Linked DNA regions of Homo sapiens: region 2 is linked to region 1. Evidence: chromatin loops called from intact Hi-C (ENCODE). Cell type or tissue: IMR-90. All regions are shown on one strand. Each heading gives the region's core, and the rest is flanking DNA. Links, peaks and the distances in the headings are about the cores only.

Evidence for each region. A loop is a pair of places that touch in the nucleus more often than their neighbours do. Peaks named below come from ENCODE experiments on the same cell type or tissue, not always from the same donor. Only the 100,000 strongest peaks of a DNase experiment are listed, where the experiment ranks them.
Region 2: it touches region 1 in a loop (2.4-fold over the local background); 3 of 110 quality-filtered maps call a loop at or near these places.

The regions. Positions count from the first base shown.
Region 1 is chr4:182,479,325-182,485,087 of GRCh38, reverse strand. The region is part of intron 3 of TENM3 (teneurin transmembrane protein 3); the gene reads right to left. Among named protein-coding and RNA genes, the nearest start is that of TENM3, 240 kb to the right of the region's middle. In IMR-90, for the core only: no CTCF peak of the experiment used is centred there; no DNase peak of the experiment used is centred there.
Region 2 is chr4:182,557,472-182,563,234 of GRCh38, reverse strand. All of the region lies in intron 3 of TENM3 (teneurin transmembrane protein 3), which reads right to left. Among named protein-coding and RNA genes, the nearest start is that of TENM3, 320 kb to the right of the region's middle. RefSeq lists an enhancer at 2,139-2,992. In IMR-90, for the core only: a CTCF peak has its summit at 2,793; a DNase peak (open chromatin) is centred at 2,814; H3K4me3 peaks cover 307 bases; H3K27ac peaks cover 372 bases.

The DNA of each region.
Region 1 (5,763 bases), core at 1,307-3,806:
TATACCTTTATTTATAGGAGGTATAAGATAAAATGTCTTCTTGAAAGTTTTTGAATTATTAATAAACTATGAAAAACAGATTTATAATAAAGGTACTATGTATCTTTCTAAGTTAAAATGAAACATCATAAAATGTCTAACATGGCTTAAAACACGGAGTATCTGTGGCCATTAGAGAACTATTAATTTAGTAGTGTATATTAAATGATAATATTTGCATTATCTACTGTACTGAATTTTTTAACAAGTTAATTTTGTCTTATAATTCCATAAATAAATTAATTCAGACATAGTATCAACTCAAGTAGCTTTCATGATCATTAACAGTAAATCACACAATTATCAGTAACTCTAAGAAGGACCAATTTGCATAACTTTTAATACATTTTGAAATGGGTACTCCAGTTCAGAAATAACACGACAGCTTTTCTTTATCATTAATTTATTTAATATTAATATTCCTGAATCTTTCCTGACATACAAAATTTTAACAAACAATTCTCATAGGTAGGCACACAATCATTCAAAATTAATCGTATTCAAAGGGTAATTCATATCAACCAACTTCTAAAACTTTCTCGTTTTCCCCATGTATTAAAAATAACCACATGGAACAAATAAGGTAAAGTATTACCACTGTTCTGTCAGCTGTGAAAGGGAAAACAAGGAAACAGAGCCTATAAAATTGATTGGTAATAGTGCACTCTATACACATGAGAAGTATGGTAATGATTCGGAGCATTAAGTGTTAAGCCACACTGCCTGGGTTCAAATCCTAGCTCCACAACTGACTAGCTGCATGACCTCAGGCCAGTTACTTCATCTCTTTTTCACCTCATTTCTTGTAAAATGGGTGGTAAAAATAGTACCTATTTTATCGGATTGGTGTAAGGATTAAATACACTCATCTATGCAGAGTACTTAGAACAGTACCTGGCACTTGATGTTTGCTGCTATCATCACTTATTTGCTACTGTGTGGGTGTCTAGTCATTGTCATAAATGCTAGAAATAACTTGATAGTAAGAAAGCATGAGTCCCGCTCTCATGAAAGTAACAGGCCGATGTGGTTCGGGTTTGTGTCCCCACACAGATCTCATGCAGAATTGTAACCCTGAGTGCTGGAGGAGAAGCCTAGTGGGAGGTGACTGGCTCATGGGGGAGGACTTCCTTGTCGTTCTTGTGATAGTGAGTGAGTTCTCGCGAGATCTGGTTAAGAATGGGTAGCACTTCTCCCTTCACTCTCTTCCTCCTGCTCTGGCTATGTAAGACATGCCTCATTCCTCTTTGCCTCCTACCATGATTCTAAGTCTCTTGAGGCCTCCCCAGCCATACTTCCTGTACAGCCTGTGGAACTGTGAGCCAATGAAACCCCTTTTCTTTATAAAGAAAAACTACCAGTATCAGGTAGTTTTTTTATAGCAATGTGAGAACAGACTAATACACAGACATACTAATGGATATACTGACAATCTTGTTATATTGCTATACCTTCCTAGACATACCTCATTGTTGAGATATATGGGATCACACATTGCTCCTTTTGTTATTAGTATAGTAGTTCCATTTCTAATTTCTAGAAACAATGGTTAAATCACATCTAGGAGAACTGGTATCAAATGACCCTAATATTTGAGAAGCTGAGTTGCTTGATCCTTTAGGCTCTTACATTAACTATGTGACTACAAACTAGCATCAAGTCATTGGCTTGCAACTGTCCTTCAATATGGCATAAAGTGCTGGTATTAAATGATAGCTCTGGAAAATGGTACTGTTACATAAACATAAACACACACCAGTGCACGTCTACTATTTATTCCAACCATCTACTATTTCTGCTACAGAGACACGTTGATAATGTGCCATAGAGACAAACACAATGTTGTTAGTCCAGCTAAAAATCTCAGCACTAGATAAAGCAAGAAAACAATTTTGTATTTTTGGCAACGCATATGAAACATGCATTAATGAGTTCTGCTTTAAAGCTTGAATATGAAATTGTGGTGATGATATGCTCCGTAAAGAAAAAAATAGCTGAAGAACAAACATGTTCTTTTTCTTTTCCTGTAAATATTCCTAAAGCAATATGAAAATTTGGGTAATATTCTTAATTTCAATGAAAACTTTAAGTATATGACATGTAGAGAGCTAAAACAAATCTAAAAGGAATCTGAAATCCAAAATTAATTCATATATTGAAGGTCTACACTCGTAACTGCTTCCTTGGATCTTTTTAATTTTAATGACCTCTTTTAAGTACACTGTGATATGTTACAAAGAAGGCATCTTATGGGAGAAGGCCATAAAAATAGACCATATTCCTGTGTAATACCTACCTACTGTTTCTGAAAAGAACTGACATGAATGCATACATCTCAAATAATGCAGGTGTGTCAGAGACAATGCTGTCTTGCCATGTACAAGACAATGCCTATGTGTAGACATTTTCACAGGTTAGCAAAATTATACTAAAATTGCAAAAGGTTAAGAAAGAAATTTTCTCATTTTATTTTCAATTTTTCTTGTATTCTAACCTACAGTGCAGTGAAGATTCTGTTCTGCAATGCCAAAATTTAATCATATTGATATATTCCACAATAATAGTTGCAGGATTACACTGAAGGGTAATTTTTTTAAAATCACAATTAGTGGTGGTACCTTCCACATTACATTCTGCCCATGTTATTAAAAGGCAAATAAAATCAATGTATGTATTATGTTCATAGGAACATACAAAAAATCTACAATATAGATATAAGCATATTAATAACTAGGTTTACTTTATCCTTATTTTGAAAGAAAAGGAACCATAAATTGAAAAGCATTATTGTAATTAAGCCAAACGTATTTATAGTAAAATAAGAGTTACCCTTCAAAACCTATTTTTCAGTGAGTGATTCTAGGTCAGCATGTCTCAATGAAAATCACTGAATTTACATTATTTTTATAAGTTATAGATACAATATTTAATAAAATTCAATGTATAATTGGTGGCTTTTGTTTTAGGTTCATAGGTAAAAACTGAAGTATAAGTTTAATTAACATTGCATTTAAATATACTCAATTAAGATACAGTATCTGCATTTACTTCAGTGTTGTGCACTGTCTAGAGAAATTTACTTCTTTGGTATGTCATATTTTGCCTTCCATTACAATAACCAGAAATGAAAGAAAGTAACAAAGAAAATATCACTTCTTAAATTTTGATATAAAGCAAAAAATCATTAAGTTATTGTTAGAAGTAAATTATAATTGTATTGTATTTTATTGTATTGAGTGAGTGATTGATTTTTGAGACAAGAGTCTCACTCTGTTGCCCAGGCTGCAGTGCAGTGGCACCATCTCGGCTCACTGAAACCCTTGCCTCCTGGGCTCAAACAATTCTCCTGCCTCAGCCTTCCCAGTAGCTGGGACTACAGGTGCACACAGCCATGCCTGGCTAATTTTGTGTATTTTAGTAGAGACGGGGTTTCACCGTGTTGCTCAGGCCGGTCGTGAACGCCTGAGCTCAGGCAATCCGTCTGCTTCGGCCTCCCAAAGTGCTGGGATTACAGGTGTGAGCCACCGTGCCCGGCCTATAATCATATTTTAAAGTAGAAAAATAATTTTAAAAAAATCTCAACGTAAGTGTAAAGGTGAGGATTTACCCTACTGAATAATGAATCTTTAAGCACAAAAGATTGTTTAAAACAGATAACTAACAGGAGCTATACTTATTTCATAAGAATTTCAGAAAAGTCAAGGTAAAGTAAAAGAGAAAATGAGGTGTCTTCTTTATTGTCACAAAGTTCAAGATAAAGAAAAGCGATTTAACTTTTAGGTTTATATCTGGACTTTCTCTTTAACTCCTTGTTTATTGTTACATTTAAATCTTGATTTAGAAATTAGTTTTTCAGTCTGTTTCTTTAAAAAATATATTTACGACTTGTTATAGAAACTCTCTTGGCCTCTCTCTGAATTATTTTTCAGAGTCTGTGTTACAAATTCTCAATTATTCACTTTGGCAAAATGCAATTTCTCAACTTCTAACCCCAAGCAATAGATAAGAGGATTATATTAAAAAAGAAAGAAAGAAAGAAAAGAAAACGACTCTTCAAATAGACTAGTATTTAACAGAAAAAAAGGAAACTCTCTCAACTACTTGTGCCTTTCAAACTCAATAAAATGACTCCGTATATCTCAAAATCAAATACCCAATTCTCTGTTCCCTGAAACAATTGCCTAAAAATATGTCAGTTCAGATTTGACATAATAAAACCATATTTTAGTCATTGACAGAAAATTCATATTGTGTCTAGAGATCCACCACATAAATTCAGAGTTAAAATACAAGAAGCCTAAGAAAATTTCATAAAATATCTATATGCTTTGATTTTTCAAAAAAAAGAAAAATTAAAATGATACAACCAATTGTTCATTAAATAGTACTGTTTTCAAAGATACAGAGTTCCAAATAGAATTAGAACCAAATTTTAACTTTTCATCTTTACGAAGACACTTTTTAAAATTAAATATATATGCATATATATGAATTTAAAGCAAATGTGTTAATATATTAGTTACTTAAGGCCTACAAGCAAACTTAAAAACTGTATTTCAAAAACAATTCTTTCACACTTTGGCAAAAGGAAATTGTGATTTTGAAAAACATCATTAGAAAACTGGCCTGCTGTGTTTCTAGGATATTTTAGCAAACAATTAACGATACCAAGAGCCTCCAGCAGCTATATTTGCAAAAGGCTTCAGTTTGAAAGACTGGGAGAGTGAAACTTAAGATATCTTGCTAAATTACTGTAAAATTCTAGACTCCACTCAAGATTTTACTTGTTAAATTATTATTATTGGTTTTATTTTTAGTGCCAATTTCACTAAGGAAGCTTAGCATGACCAAAATAAGTGAATCTTCCACACAGCTCAGAGAGATTAAAAATGTGATATCTGGAAAACCACTTTTAAAATTCTACAATAATATAGATCGTAATTCTCAAAACAGAATACTGTTGATACAATTTTTGAAACTATAATCAAATACTTCCTGTTGCTATCCATCATACCCAAGGAAGAATACAATATATTAATAGATTATGTGAAAAAAAATAACTATTCTTTACTTTTGTCTTTTCTAAATACATTTATTTTCTAAACGTGCAGGCAACACTTCAGGGAAAAAGACTTTATAATTCCATCCGTTTATTTGTTTTTACAGAATATCAATATCATAAAAAAGGTTCTTATATCTCAGAAATCCTAAATCAATATATATTGGGTTTTCCCTCACAAGAAAATTATACTCCATTAAGAGATCAAAAATATTTACTTCTAATTTTGAAGTTACGTAGAATTCTCCATAGAATGGAAAATGACAAAAAACAATTTATCAGTAGATCCTATGGTTATTTATAAAGAGTCAGAGTACTGTAAAAATAGTATTTTCAACACTACAAATGAGGATTATTACTTCAGTTTCTAAAGAAATGCCTCCCTCAATGCTTTCTTCAAACACTCAAATCCCAGCTTAATAAAAACAAATGGCATTCCTCATTTCTTCAAAATTACACATTCGATATCATAAGCCTTGCTGTTTTAACAAGATGCTACACTTTCCAATTTAGTAATTAAGTACTCATAAGCCTGAGTTTAGGCTGCAGTGTTCTGGGGATGATGGGCTGACTATAATAAATATATTTATAATCGTCAAATTCATGAATTTATTTATATTAAAATAAAATAAATAAAAAGGTAAGTTAATATAAAAACGTAGCCT
Region 2 (5,763 bases), core at 1,854-4,353, 78 kb before region 1:
ACATGTTGGCCAGGCTGGTCTTGAACTCCTGACCTCAGGTGATCCACCCGCCTCAACCTCCCTAAGTGTTGGGATTACGGGTGTGAGCCACCATGCCCAGCTCTAAGCCTAACTTTCAAGATAACCCAGTGTACCAGAGTAACATTTTGAAATATTCATCAAGGTTTCCTACCATCACCACCACTGTATCTTCTCCTGTACCTTTCTCCATATTCTGTGAGTACATGGTGCCTTAGGAAAAAAAAAGTTGTTAAAGCAGAAGTAAAGAATAAATAAAGTATTGATCTTTAAATTTCAAAAGTTTGGACTTATGCTAGAAACAATGAGGCTGGCAAAGAATTTCTGAGTACTCAGAGTTCACTTTTCCAGCACCTGGCCCCTTGACCCCCACAGTACCTGACTGTGATTGCATGACTGGAGCAGAAGAGAATTAGGCACGGTGTTGTTGTGTTGAGAAGTTGCGCTCCATGTTGCACCCCCCACAAAGTTGGATATAATAACAGAAACAAAAGATGAATCAGGGTATGGCAAGATCTTGCCCCTTTTCCAGGAGGGTAAAGTAGCATAGGATAGGAGTAAAGGTGGCTGTGCAGGGTGTTCAGTCAGATGAAACTGAGACAGCCTCAAAGTGGCAGCCTGCTCCAACCCCAACCCCCACTATGCCCAGGGTGTCACGGTAGGGCAGCCATACATTTTCTTGAGTGAAAAATGGCACGGAAATGACTAAGAGAAGAACAGAGTTCAGAAAGGGTCTTGTGATGAGTGTGGACACATGAGGCAACAGCGGCTGGAACAACAGAACTATTTCTCACAGTTGTGGAGGATAGAAGTCCTAAAAAATAATTGTGGGTAGGACTTCAACATATAAATTTGAGAGGACACAATTCAGCATATGGCACTCACCATCCCGTGACACTTTCATAATCTCATTCCTAGGATGGGATAAGTTAATAAGAAACTCTGATTTGACTGTGTCTACTTAATGAGTTTCTACCACTGGTTGGAATAGTGGCTCAAAATTAAAACTTAGTTCACTTAAAAGAATAGATGTTTATGTTTCTTATACAGCCTAAGGTTGCCTAGACAATCTTACTCTCACATACATTTTGTGAAAATGCAATCTATCTTTATATTAAGTTTGACAAATTGCTTTATCTACTCCACAATAGAACATAGGTATTTTTTTCAAGTTAGGGTGTGTATCTATCTATCTATCTATCTATCTATCTATCTATCTATCTATCTATCTGTCTATCTATCTATCTGGATATACACAGTATTGTTTATATACATATATGCACAATATGTCTTATATAGGTTGGTGCAAAAGTAATTGCAGTTTTGCTATTATTTTTAATGGCAAAAACAGCAATTACTTTTTCACCAACATAATATATACTTGTGAAGGTTCATTCTTTTATAACAACTGAATAGTATTATGACACAGCATGAATTCCCTTTTGATGGGCATTTAGGTTGTTTTTAATATCCATGTAATACTTAAATAATCCCTTACATAACTATTCTATAGAATTCTACAGGATCCATTCAGAGAAATGAAAAACTGAAATTGTTTATCCATATAAACAATTCTGGCAGGTACTGACAAAAAGTCTTCCCATTAAAATTTTTGTATGTTTTCATCATAAAATATTACACTTTCAGTGCAAACATTTAGAAAAAACAAAACTACAGAAATCTAAAAAACACTGGGAAAAGAGAAAAACTAAAACTATCCATAATCCATTACCCAGGGAAAATTTGGTTTGTTTCTTTCCTTTTTTTTTTAATATACAAATATCATCAAAATCAAGATTGTACTGCATAGTTCTGCTTTGCTATCTTCCTTGTATCACTAACATGAGCATTTTCCTATGCTATTCTATATTCGGAGGGATTTTAAAAATTGTAAAGAGCTATTATCAGTTAATTTTTAAAATCATTTTTATTTACATATTTATATATTTATAATTTTAAATTTTGAATTCATAAATACAATTTTTAATAAATTTACAGAGCTCTACAAACATCATCCAATCCAATTTTATAAATTCCCATCAATGTTTTGAGTCTTAGTTTGTCTTTTTTTCAATTATTAATTATAATTATTAAATCCTCTTTGGTTTTTAAATTTGCCTACCACTTTTCTTCCCATTTGTAGACAGTAACAGCAAAGGCCAGAATTTAAGACCCGTTGGAAATGTTCCTCAAATTAAACCGTGCATTCTTCACGCAGGACCAGTTCTCTGGCCATGAACGGAGAGGAATGGATGTACTCTATCCTACACTACTTCTAAAATACGTACATATGTCAACACTCAGACCTTACACCAAATAGAGACTATCTCTAAAACATTTGTCTTCTCTGAGGAGTTGTATCTTTGCCCTTTTACTTCTCCACTGTTCATTATATTGTTATTTAGTATTTTCTTTTCCCCTTCTCTTTCATTCAAGCAGGATCTGTTCATTTATGATGTCCTACTGCCTTGTTTCCCTGTGGCACCATCAGAACTGCTGCTATAGACGTGGTGCTATCCCATGGGAACTGGAGAAGCAGCATGAAACAGATGTGATACTTGTCGGTTTTATTCCTGCTGCTCCTGAGAAGGAAGTCCTTTGTTCAAGAACAGAGCAGGCATGACCACCCACTGAGGGCATTAACTGGTAGGAAAGAAAAAGGGAAACTGTGCCTTTGCCTCTCTTGAAAACTTCTCTTCCCTAGCAGAGTGACTGCATTAGCTTCACTGTTGCTTCTGCTGGCATTACTGGGAAATCACTGTTTGTAGGAGAAGCAGTAGAGGGGGCACTGAGCTCGAGGGAATAACGAAAGTTTTGAAATATTGAATGGCTGAATCACCTTGGGAATGGAATCTACTCTCGAGTTAATGTTAAAGAGGAAATTTGAGAAAAAATTGTAAAACACACATTATTATTCCAATTGGCCTTCATACTTCAGTTTTTTAGTTTCCTTGTCTTTTAATAAATAAAAGTGTATTTATGTGGGGGTGTGTGTTTGCATTAAACTACTTTTGCAGTTTCAATTCAAGTAACGTATTCCTGTGTACTGCAATGCTGCCAGGATTCAGGGTGTGTGTGTGTGATTGTGATGTACTGTTGTGGGGATAGTTACTCTTTTTTTAAAAAAAAAAAAAAACCTTTTTTTAATTTTTAATTTTTATAGGTACATAATAGGTCTATATATTTGTGGGGTACATGAGAAGATATTTTGATACAGGGATACAATGTGTAATAAATCACATCAGGGTAAATGGGTTATCCATCATCTGAAGCATTTATTCTTTGTGTTATAAACAATCCAATTATATTCAATTATTTTAAAATGTACAATTAAATTATTATTGACTACAGTCACTCTGTTATGCAATCAAATACTAGATCTTATTCATTCTATTTATTTGTACCCATTAACCATGGGGCTAGTTACTCTCTATAGAATGTAGAAGGATTCTTAATTATCCATTTCTCAAATTAAATTTCAATAAAAGCAAGAGGTGTAAAGAAACTGTGAATGAAATAAAGCTTAAAATGACCGTGGAATGAAAAAATGTTATAAAAAGAATACAACAAACGCTGGGCATTAAAAAAATCAATAGAAAATCTCAAAGTTTATTACAGGGTGCTTGCATAAGGTAAGCATTTTTCTTCTCAATTCAGCTCTCATGTTGCCATTTTCTGGTTTTGCCATTAGAAAGTAATCCTAGAAAGGCAGGTAAATATGTTCAGGAGAACAAAAGTTTGAATTCTAAATAGAACAAAGAATCTTTTGATTAGTGGTTACTATTTCATTGTAATTAAACAAAAGTAGTATGATCTGAGTAAGGACCAAAGAATAAGGAACTCCTCATTTCTATGGAAACAACGAAAATTACTCCTTTCAGCAGTGTTAGGGCAATCTTTGCATTATACCACTTTTGACAAATTTAATTCAAATAATTCTCTCCTGAGCATTGTACTGTTCTCAGGATTAATTAATATCTACAACATAAACTGCTTTTAAAATGTCAGTTAACGTAAGCGCTATAAAATATTTTGGTTGGATGGACACAACAGGGATTGATTTTCAAAAAAAAAAAAAAAAAAAAAAAATCCCGAGGAATAAAGAGAAAAGAAAGAAAGAAGAAAACAGAAAATGCAAAGAATAATGTGAAAGAATAATTTAACTGGGTTGGGAACTCAGTGGTCACAGCTGACACCCTGGAAAATTATGATGCCAATGGAATTGCATTAAATTCCAAGCCTCACTGATTATACCTTAAATAACCATAAGGGTGGATCAGCATGGGCATTTGGATTATTCTTTTACATCATAATTTTGGATAGGATACTTTTCTCTGTGAAACTATCAATTTTACCCTCTTTGGAATTATAACATCTCCAATAAGGAAACATTAGGCTTTAAAGCTTCTCTGGAAGAAGCATAAAAACTGATTTATATCTAATGACAAATCAGGACAAGGGATCTGAGAGCTGATGCTACAGAAATATAGAATTATTGTTTACATTAGGAGAAATACTTTAATGCATGCCATTTTGTGCTATAATAAGATTAAAATTGTTATCTTTTTTGTTTTGTTGCATTGATGAGATTAATACCAATTGTCTTCACTGAAGAATGACTACAGAGGCCTTTTTATGCATTTATATCCCCAATCTACTTCCTCTTACTCCACTGATACACAGTATCTTTTAAGAAACAACATCTTTCAGCTTTGCCATTTTTATCCCCTTCATCTAGAGTAGCCTGTTGGCAAATCAGCGGCATGTCAGAAACGGGTGAGGAACATGAAGATATACAAGTGTGAATTTCATGAGGCCTGATGCTCCTACCATGCCATGTATTTTTGGCCACTAAAACACTACAAATTCTTAGCTTCAACACCCCATGTTGTGCATCTCATCCCAGTAGCAATTACAGCTAGAGTCCAGCTGTAAAAACCTGATGGAGATGCTGTGCACATTCAAAGAACCAAAAGCACAATTCATTAGGAGTGCATCACTTGTTTTCCAAGCGTTTTCGCTACAGGCACGCACTGGCAGGGCAGGGCTATTCCCATTCTTTCCTCTTGTGCACTCCATCGAGGGCAAACCACTGCAAAGTAACCCAGAAACTCACGATTACCTCAGATGCCATTTAAACCCTTCCTTCATGCATTCAAGGGAAGGAAATCGGATCGTAGCCGTAGATGAAAGCAGAAGGTATCGGGCAAGTTCTCTCTCTTTCTAATACTCCAAAGAAACGGAATCAATCAGATCAAGCGGGAAGTAAACTAGGACTGCAACTGAGTAACGGGCAGGTTAGACATTTTGATAGTTCTATATATTTACTCAGAAGGAAATCACTGTAAACATGTATGAATGGTAGAGAGACATCTAGGTAAAAGTGTTTCTGAGGCACATAAAGGGTACCTGAGGGACAGAACCACACCAGAAGTGATTCTGAATCTCAGCTGGGCTGGTGACAGTGCAGCAGCTGGAGGCTGGGGGAGAGAGCACAGATGAGAATCTGTGGGATGCAGAAAGGGAGACTGTGTGGTCTGAACTTCAACTCCAAAATGTTGTACCCTGTGGCTTCTATTTAAGCATCACTGGCTAGAGACTATATGTAGATTCAATCAACAGAGCAAGGGCCAAATTCATCAATAAAAAAGACCATTAGCACATGGATTGATAGGATCTTGCTTAGGGTTCCGTAGAAATGAGGGCTCATCTGTTAGCTCAAATAAGGCCCCTGTCCTTTTTTAA